Linked DNA regions of Homo sapiens: region 2 is linked to region 1. The links are chromatin contacts, found by Hi-C or POLR2A ChIA-PET in ENCODE. All regions are on one chromosome and are shown on one strand. Each heading gives the region's core, a stretch centred on a gene start or an enhancer-like site at or near the end of the contact. The rest is flanking DNA. Distances are from core to core; before and after follow the strand shown.

What was found. A loop is a pair of places that touch in the nucleus more often than their neighbours do. ChIA-PET counts read pairs that join two places held with the same protein, here RNA polymerase II (POLR2A).
Region 2: a map with no recorded cell type shows a loop between it and region 1 (16-fold over the local background). The contact joins the enhancer-like site here to the promoter of COX6A1 in region 1. A Hi-C loop is called at or near these places in 1 of 37 single-sample maps with no recorded cell type. POLR2A ChIA-PET finds 5 or more read pairs at or near these places in 1 of 52 experiments (Panc1).

Annotation. Positions count from the first base shown.
Region 1 is chr12:120,436,863-120,441,557 of GRCh38, forward strand. It overlaps COX6A1 (cytochrome c oxidase subunit 6A1), which reads left to right and starts at 1,251. Exons shown (of 3, transcript NM_004373.4): 1 at 1,251-1,367; 2 at 1,517-1,659; 3 at 3,592-3,868. The coding sequence starts at 1,265. The coding sequence ends at 3,675. It also overlaps the pseudogene LOC124903126. RefSeq lists enhancers at 1,288-1,497, 1,424-1,945.
Region 2 is chr12:121,647,408-121,652,139 of GRCh38, forward strand. MORN3 (MORN repeat containing 3) reads right to left here. Exons shown (of 6, transcript NM_173855.5): 6 at 1,335-4,237. Among named protein-coding and RNA genes, the nearest start is that of MORN3, 20 kb to the right of the region's middle. RefSeq lists enhancers at 3,666-4,167, 4,168-4,667. Within about 2 kb of position 2,099, at least 4 of the 41 ENCODE cell types and tissues checked have a DNase peak (open chromatin) inside an H3K27ac peak, as active enhancers do.

The DNA.
Region 1 (4,695 bases), core at 1-2,500:
GCTATACTGTGTGTTTACACATAGGTGTGTCTTTAGAGGAAAGGGTTCAAAGCTTTCATTAGATTCTTTTTTTTTCTAATAAAGAAAAAAGCTTTGTTGCCCAGGCTGGTCTCAAACTCTCAAGCTCAAGCAATCTGTCCGCCTCGGCCTCTCAAAGTGTTGGGATTACAGCCATGAGCCACCACGCTGGTCCTCATTACATTCTCAAAGGGGCCTATTGAAAAAAAAAAAAAAAAAAAAAAAAAAGGCCGGGCACAGTGGCTCACGCCTGTAATCCCAGCACTTTGGGAGGCCGAGGAAGGCGGATCACAAGGTCAGGAGATGGAGACCATCCTGGCCAATATGGTGAAACCCTGTCTCTACCAAAGTACAAAAAAAAAAATTAGCCAGGCATGGTGGTGCGTGCCTGTAATCCCAGCTATTCAGGAGGCTGAGGCAGTAGAACTGCTTGAACCTGGGATGCAGAGGTTGCAGTGAGCCAAGATTGCACCGCTGCACTCCAGCCTAAGCAACAAGAGTCAAACTCCGTCTCAAAAAAAAAAAAAAAAAAAAAAAAAAAAAAGATGAGACTGTTGAGTCAGGATTAGGATCCAGGTCTGCTGGCACCAATTTCAGTGCTCTTTATACTTTCTGTTGCTATTCATTCATTCATCCATTCATTCAGCAAATTTATATCAAGTATCTGGTATGTGCCAGGTATGATTCCAAATTACACCATTCCCAGATTATTCTGAGAATGCTGCAGTGCCAAACTCTTGGTATCACAGACTTTATATTCTAGTGGGGGAGACAGACAAAATAATAATATAACGACGAAGGTGCAATGTTATGTGCTATGAGAAAACGCAGTCGGAGGATGGCGAGGAAGGGGAACGGAATTTTAGATAGGGCGGTCTGGGATCAGAACCTCCAGATGCCCGTCCATGGACTCCAACGAAGGGAGCGATTCCAGGTACCAGGGCACCCTGCACAAACCTCTCTTGAGCTTCCGCCTCGCCCAGGTGGGGACGGTAGGGAGACCGGAGGGCACACGCATGCGCACGAAGGAAACGGTAAAGCCTGAAGGGAGGTGCAGAGCGCATGCTCTCTCTTGCCCGAGATGCCGAGGATTTTGACAAGGACTCCGTCGTCCCGGATGATAGTGCTCAGGTTAATGCCAGTGGGAGGGCGGCGCCCAATAGTAACTTCCTTTGGAGGTTGTAGTACCGCCCCCAGAGCCAATTTTCCACTTCCGCTTCCGGCGCTGCGGCAGTCCAGATCAAAAATGGCGGTAGTTGGTGTGTCCTCGGTTTCTCGGCTGCTGGGTCGGTCCCGCCCACAGCTGGGGCGGCCTATGTCGAGTGGCGCCCATGGCGAAGAGGGCTCAGGTACTGGGGCCGGGGTCGACGGGTCGAGCCTCAGCCCCACTCGGGCGAGACAGGGAGGGACTGTGACCTTGGCCCGAGGCCTTGCGGGAGGGAAAGTGAGACCCGGGCCCGCCCCATACCGGCGCTGAACGTTTGTGGCTTCTCCGCAGCTCGCATGTGGAAGACTCTCACCTTCTTCGTCGCGCTCCCCGGGGTGGCAGTCAGCATGCTGAATGTGTACCTGAAGTCGCACCACGGAGAGCACGAGAGACCCGAGTTCATCGCCTACCCCCATCTCCGCATCAGGACCAAGGTACGCCCTTGTACATCTCTTCAAGCGTCCGTTCTCTTTTCGTTATGTGTGCCTTAGTGCAAGTTCTTCATTCTCTGAAGGCATGGGTGCCAGGCGTGTACAGCTTGTTTATCCTCACAAACAGAAAATGTATTTTCTTCCATTTTGTGGATGGACAGCTGACACTTGGGATTACGTCTCAATTCTCTTCTTCAAGGTCATACAATAAGTGCTCTTCAGTTTCCCTTTTCTCCGATTCATCCTACCTCCTGCCTTCTGAGACAGTTCTTTTTTTTTTTTTTTTTTTTTTTTTTACTTCTGAGACAGTTCTGAAACAGGTGTCCGTTGTGTAAAGCCTGGAGGTTTGGGAAATCCAATTAGAGTGGCAAAGTCTGAAGGTGGTTCGCGTAAGCGAACCCAGCAGCTACATGGGAGGCTGAAGCAGGAGAATCCCTTGAACCTAGGAGGCGGAGTTTGCAGGGAGCTGAGATCGTGCCACTGCACTCCGGCCTGGGCAACAGAGCGAGACTCTGGTCTCAAAACAAAACAAAACAGCAACAACAAAACATGGGCATCTGGCAGCTACTAGTTGCATAATGAAGAGACTGACAGCTTTCTCTATTCCCCACCAATACCTTTTCTCGACTGTTTTATCATTGGTTGTTGATGTAGATATATTACAATGTTGTGTCCTCTGTTGTTTGCTGTATCTTTAACAAGGGCTTATTCTGATTCTTCAATACTGGCCATGCGCGGTGGCTCACGCCTGTAATCCCAGCACTTTGGGAGGCCAAGGTGGGTGGATCGCCGGAGGTCAGGAGTTCAAGACCAGCCTCGTCAACATGGCGAAACACTATCTCTACTAAAAGTACAAAAAGTAGCCGGGCGTGGTGGCGGGCGCCTGTAATCCCAGCTACTCGGGAGGCTGCGGTGGGAGAATCTAGGAGGTTGAACCCAGGAGGAGGAGGTTGCAGTGAGCCAAGATCCAGCCATTGCACTGCAGCCTGGGCAACAGGAGTGAAACTCCGTCTCAAAAAAAAATAGTAATAATATACTTGATCTTAGCCAAAAGGCCGAGAAGTGATGAAAAAAGTTATTATTATTATTATTATTATTACATCACCTAGCCCATATAGGACTGGCCTTGTAGAAACTTAACCTAGACTCTTGAATTTGTTGAGTCTTTGAGCGGCACTCCCATCCTTGTACAATGCAATTAGAAGCCAAACAGTAAAGGTTTCTCAGCCTCAGCACTGTTGACATTTGGGGCTGGGTAATTCTTGTTGGGGGGCTATCTTGTGCATTGTGAAATGTTTAGCCATATCCTTGGCCTGTACCCACTAGGTGGCAGTAGTACCTGCGCAACCCCACTCCCGCTTCCCCCTCCCCCGCCCCCATCACAGTGTCTCCCGATACTACCCAGTGTGCCCTGAAGGGGCAAAATCACCCTGGGTTGGAGACCGTTGCCCTAAAGTAATGCTTTTCAAAGGTAATAGGCAAGATAATTCAGGGTGGGCTGCAGTTTCCCAGCCCAGATATTGTTTGAAGTCTGGGATGGTGCCAGAAATCTGCATTTAATTAAGCATCTCCCTCCCCTAATACTGCCACCATTTTGATATAGGTGATTTGAGGATTACACTTTCATAAACACAGCACTGGATATACTAGTTACTAGGGAGAGGATGATGAGTAACTAACTTGAGCTTGCATTTTCTGCCATCCATATTTGTTTCTGGAATTAAAACTGTCCTGTAGCCAGGATAACTTTAAGGGCTCCCCTGGTAGTTATAAGAGCTCCTTAAATAATGGGAAGGTTGAACTACACCAGTAGATAAAGGACTAATTTCCATTTTGTTTTTATATATGATCTGTCACCCCGTTATAAGCAGTTCATGACGGTGTTCTTTCTAAATTATTTTCTGGAATTATCTAACTGACATCTTCACTCCACAGCCGTTTCCCTGGGGAGATGGTAACCATACTCTATTCCATAACCCTCATGTGAATCCACTTCCAACTGGCTACGAAGATGAATAAAGAGAATCTGGACCACTACCCGGGCACCAGGGACCACAGCACTGGTTTGGACCGTTACTCTGCACATGGACCAGAAAAAGTATATGGGACCTTAAGCTCACCTTCTTTACTTGTATCAAATGATGACTGGTATACTGGTCTCCCATCCCTTTGCTTGTGGCAGGAGATGGCTTAAATAAATAACTTAAATTTAGATTGGTCATGAGCTGAGAGTTACTTTCTTTGGTTGTGTTTTTTCGCAGAAATTAGCATTTGAGCTTCAAGTCAGTGTCCAAGTTGAAAAGAAATTGGCATTAGTTATTTCTGTTTCCACAGTGAAGGTCTAGGCTGCTGTTTAGTGTTACAGGTCCAATTCAGCCCATTGAATAAGTGTTTATAACAGCCCCTCTTGGTTTATTGTGCCTGATGTGGATAAAGGGACCAAGTGGAGTGGTGCTAATTAAGCATCAAGATTAGTCCTTGGTCAGGTGCGGTGGCTCATGCCTGTAATCCCAGCACTTTGGGAGGCTGAGGCTGGCAGATCACCTGAGGTCAGGAGTTGGAGATCAGCCGGGCCAACATGATGAAATCCTGTCTCTACTAAAAATACAAAAATTAGTTGGGTGTGGTGGCGCACTCCTATAGCTGGGTGTAGAGGCTTGAACCCGGGAGGTGGAGGTTGCAGTGAGCCAAGATCGTGCCACTGCACTCCAGCCTGGGCAACAGAGTGAGACTCTGTCTCAAAAAACAAAAGATTGGTCCTTGACGGGCCTGAGATATCAAAGACATTGAATGGCTAGCAGAATGCCTGCAATTTACACCTGAAAGAGGTATCTGTATTTCTCAAGAGGAAGTGCTTGATCTGGGTCTCATCTTTTTCCTGTCCCATTCCACTAGCATTTACTGCAGAATCTTCCCTGTAGTCATAATTTTCTTGAACATGTCAAGTTCTTTTTTTTCTTTTTTTTTGAGACGGAGTCTCTCTCTGTTGCCCAGGCTAGAGTGCAGTGGCACGATCTCCACTCACTGCAAGCTCTGCCT
Region 2 (4,732 bases), core at 849-3,348, 1.2 Mb after region 1:
CTACTGGACTCCAGCCTGGGCAACAGACCCTGTCTCAAAAAAGAAAAATTTAAACCAAGTTTTTAATTAGTTTTATAAAAGAATGTAGTCTGGCTGAAGTGAAATGTGGGTGGAGCATCAGCAGGCCTGATATTTCTCTTTCTCCTATCATTGTTGTCCCAGGTGCTTCACAGAACCCCAAGACTCTGGAGAAACACAATTTGGAAAGTGTGGCCTTAAGTTCTTGTCCTGTGCGGACTGGGACACAGTGAACGGCAGCTTCATAGTCTGGGTGGGGAAGGGGACCCTCCTTTTCCCTCCAGCAGCATTTGCAGTCCTGTGTCACATGCTCCAGGATCCACACTTCTTTTTTGTTTGTTTTGTTTTGTTTTGAGACAGAGTCTCATTCTGTCGCCCAGACTGGAGTACAGTGGTGAAATCTTGGCTCACTGCAACCTCCGCCTCCCGGGTTCAAACGATCCTCCTGCCTCAGCCTCCCAAGTAGCTGGGATTATAGGTGCACACTACCACGCCTGGCTAATTTTTGTATTTTTTGGTACAGATGGAGGTTTCACCATGTCGGCCAGGCTAGTCTGGAACTCCTGGCCTCATGTGATCCACCCGCTTCAGCCTCCCAAAGTGTTGGGACTACAGGCGTGAGCCACCACGCCTGGCCTAATCCACACTTTTGAAGGGTATCAAGTAGATGAGGGAGGGACCTCTATGAACCCCCACTGCTCCCCAGAGAAGTCCTGGACTTTTTTTTTTTTTTTTTTTTTTGAGACCAAGTCTCACTCTGTTGCCCAAGCTAGAGTGCAGTGGCGCGATTTCAGCTCACTGCAACCTCTGCCTCTCGGGTTCAAGGGATTCTCCTGCCTCGGCCTCCCGAGTAGCTGGGACTACAGGCATGAGCCACCACGCCCGGCTAATTTTTGTATTTTTAGCAGAGATGGGCTTTCACCACACTGGCCAGGCTGGTTTCCAACTCCTGACCTCAGGTGATCCACCTGCCTCAGCCTCCCAAAGTGCTGGGATTACAGGCGTGAGCTACCGCACCCGGCCGTCCTGGACATCTTTTACGTATTCCCCTAGGACAGCCACCTCCCTACTTCTGTAGGGATGCAAGATCCAGCTGGAATTATTTCTGGGCTAGGATCCTGTTGTCTTGGGTTCTTGTTCCTAAACTGGCCGGGACTCGACTCATCAGCCAGGCTTGTCAAATGCAGGTTTCGAAGCCCTTGGAGGATTCTGATTTAAGTAGGTCTGGGTGTGTCTTTGGAATCTATTTCTAACAAGCACCCCAGGTGCTCTCACACCCAGGCAACTTAGACAAACACTCCTAGTTAGGAGCACAGTCTCTTTAACTTCATTTTTATTTACATTTTGAATACATAATACATTCACATGGTTCCAAACACAACACTGAAAAGTTGTTCTTCAGCTCCTGTTCCCAAGTCCCCAATTCTCCCCAGAGACAACCATCTTTGCCAGTTTATTGTGTTTAAATCTAGCGACATTTTGTACATAAACAAGCACACCCTCTTCCAACATTTTTTTTTTTTTTGAGATGGAGTCTCGCTCTGTTGCCCAGGCTGGAGAGCAGCGGCACGATCTCGGCTCGGCGTGATCTTGGCTCACCACTACCTCCGCCTCCTGGGTTCAAGTGATTCTCCTGCCTCAGCCTCCTGAGTAGCTGGGATTATAGATGCACTCCACCACACCCAGCTAATTTTTGTATTTTTAGTAGAGACAGGGTTTCACCATGTTGGTCAGGCTGGTCTCGAACTCCTGACCTCTTGATCCGCCTGCCTCGGCCTCTCAAAGTGCTAGGATTACAGGCATGAGCCACCATGCCCTGCCCCCACTTTTTCTTTAAAAATGGTAACCCTTTACACTCTTCTGCACATTAAGAACAGCTAGACCTAAGTTTAAGCACAGTACTAGCTTGATGACTTGTGATCCTCCCTGAACCTGTTTCCTCCTCTAAAATGGCAGTAATAGCAAGACACCTCACTGTTGTCGGGGAGTGCCAGGAGAGAATGCTTGCTGCGAAGCTGTCAGCACACGGCCTGGAATAGAGTGAGTGCTCCATATCTGGAAGTTATGATTAATTCTGCATCCTAGGGTGGCCAGGCGGGGCTTCCCAGTGCCAGAGGTACAGACTGAGAACCACACCCTTGGTGAGGCCACCCTACTTATGACTTAGGGGGCAGAGAGAACCTCAGTAAGGTCAGTGGTGTTTATTGAGGCTTTACTATGTGCTATGTGCCTCTTGCTGAGGTCTTAGCTAGAATCGTGGTATTTCAGGGTTTCTCAACATTTTTTTTTTTTTTTTTTTTGGAGATGGTGTCTCGCTCTGTCGCCCAGGCTGGAGTGCAATGGCGCAATCTCGGCTCACTGCAACCTCTGCCACCCAGGTTCAAGCAATTCTCCTGCCTCAGCCTCCCAAGTAGTTGGGATTACAGGTGCTGAATTCTTTTTTTTTTTTTTTTTTGTAGCATGGTGATATTGCACTATGCTTAACCGCATCCCTGGTCTCTACTCACTCAATGCCAGTAGCCTTCTTCCTGCCTGTTGTGACATCAAAAATGTCATACATTGCCAAATGTCCCCAAGAAAGAGTGGGGCTGAGGGAGGACAAAATCCTACCCACAGTTTAAAACCACCGCCTTATCTCATCCTCACAGTAACTAACCACAGTAACCCCAGGTGGTAAGTACTGTTAATGCCCCATATTGCAAGTGAGGAGACCAACAGAACAGAGTTTGGGTGACATTCCTGAGAACACACAGCTCCGAGATTCACGCCCAGGCACTGTGACTCCAGAGCTCACCTGCCCATTATGCAAGAACATCTGATCTTGGCTGGGAGCAGTGGCTCACACCTGTAATCCCAGCACTTTGGGAGTCCAAGGCGGGCAGATCACGAGGTCAGGAGATCGAGACCGTCCTGGCCAACATGGTGAAACCCTGTCTCTACTAAAAATACAAAAAATTAGCCTTGGTGGCAGGTGCCTGTAATCCCAGCTACTTGGGAGGCTGAGGCAGGATAATCGCTTGAACCAGGGAGGCGAGGTTGCAGTGAGCCGAGATTGTGCCACTGCACTCCAGCCTGGGTGACAGAGCAAGACTCTGTCTCAAAAAAAAAAAAAAAAAAAAAAAAAAGGCCAGGCTCGATGGCTCACACCTGTAATCCCAGCACTTTAGGAGACTGAGCGGGGCAGATCACGAGGTCAGGAGTTCAAGACCAGCCTGACCAACATGGTGATACCCCATCTCTACTAAAAATACAAAAATTAGCTGGGCTCAGTGGCATGCGCCTGTAATCCCAGCTACTCAGGAGGCTGAGGTAGGAGAATCGCTTGAACATGGGAGGCAGAGGTTGCAGTGAGCTGAGATCGCGCCACTGCATTCCAGCCTGGGCAATAGAGGGAGACTACGTCTTAAAAAAAAAAAATCACCTGGGGAATTTTCTGAAAGCTCAGGCCTCACCCCAGATGAATTAGATGTGAACCTGTGAATCTCTGGGCATGGGACCTGGGCTTCCACAGCTTTGCAAAGTTTCCATGGGATTTCAAGGTTGAGAGCCCTGTGTTAGGCTGAGAAGTGGTCAGGAAATTTTATGATCTCCAATCTTGGCAGCCAGTGTGGCAGGATACAGGCCTTCTCTCTGGGTCATCTGGGTTATCTCACAGGGGACCTGCCATTTCTTTCTCTTTTTCTTTTCCTTTCTTTTATATTTTAAAATTTTTTTTTGTAGAGTCAGGGTCTTGCTATGTTGCCTAAGCTGGTCTCGAACTCCTGGCCTCAGGCAGTCCTCTTACCTTGGCCTCCCAAGTTCTGGGATTACAGGAATGAGCCACTGCACCCGGCCTAAGACCTGCCCTTACTCCCCCAAGCTAAACCCAGGCAGCCCAGCCAAGGCAGGTCTTCCCTCTTCTAAACCTGAAAGCCCTGCTGAGCCCCCTCGAGTGCCCCATCCTTATCCCATAGGCCCAGGCTTATACCACTTGGTTATTCTTTATTCTCATGCATTCCAGGATGAGATCAGAGAATGAAGAGGGTCCCGAGGACAGCCTGGGAGAGAAGCACCAGCCTTCCTATTGGCAAGAAATGACCCAGTGCTGGGGGTAGTGAGGGGCCCTATGAGGGTGCCGGGGTCATGCCTGGAGCTGCTGCTGACTCCTCCAGCCAGAGCCGCACTGGTCTGAGCGATCGGGTGACACAGGCTTGAATTTCTCCTGAAGCGTTTGTGTTCTCTGCAGGGGAGAGAGGGATGGTGGAGCTGGCATTTGAAAGACGCTGTTACCAATGTCCTCTCCTCAAACCCTCACATCATGCCCAGGAGGACTTGGACTGGACAAGACCCCACTGGACAGATGTGTAAATGGAGGCTGAAGGCCAACTGCCTTACTCAAGGGTGTTCAGAAGCCAGGAGACCACCTCCTTTCAACCCCGTGCCCAGCTCAGTTGTGTGGCCCAGGGTGCAAATAGAAGGTTTCAGGCAGGACTGGAATGCACTGGTCTTCAGTGAAATGGTTTGTTTGTTTGTTTATTTGTTTGTTTGTTTGTTTTTTGAGACACAGTCTCACCCAGACTGGAGTGCAGTGGCACAGTCTCAGCTCACTGCAACCTCTGCCTCCCAGGTTCAAGCAATTCTCTGCCTCAGCCTCCTGAGTAGCTGGAATTACAGGTGCCCTCCCCCACGCCCAGCTAATTTTTGTGTTTTTAGTACAGATGGGGTTTCACCATCT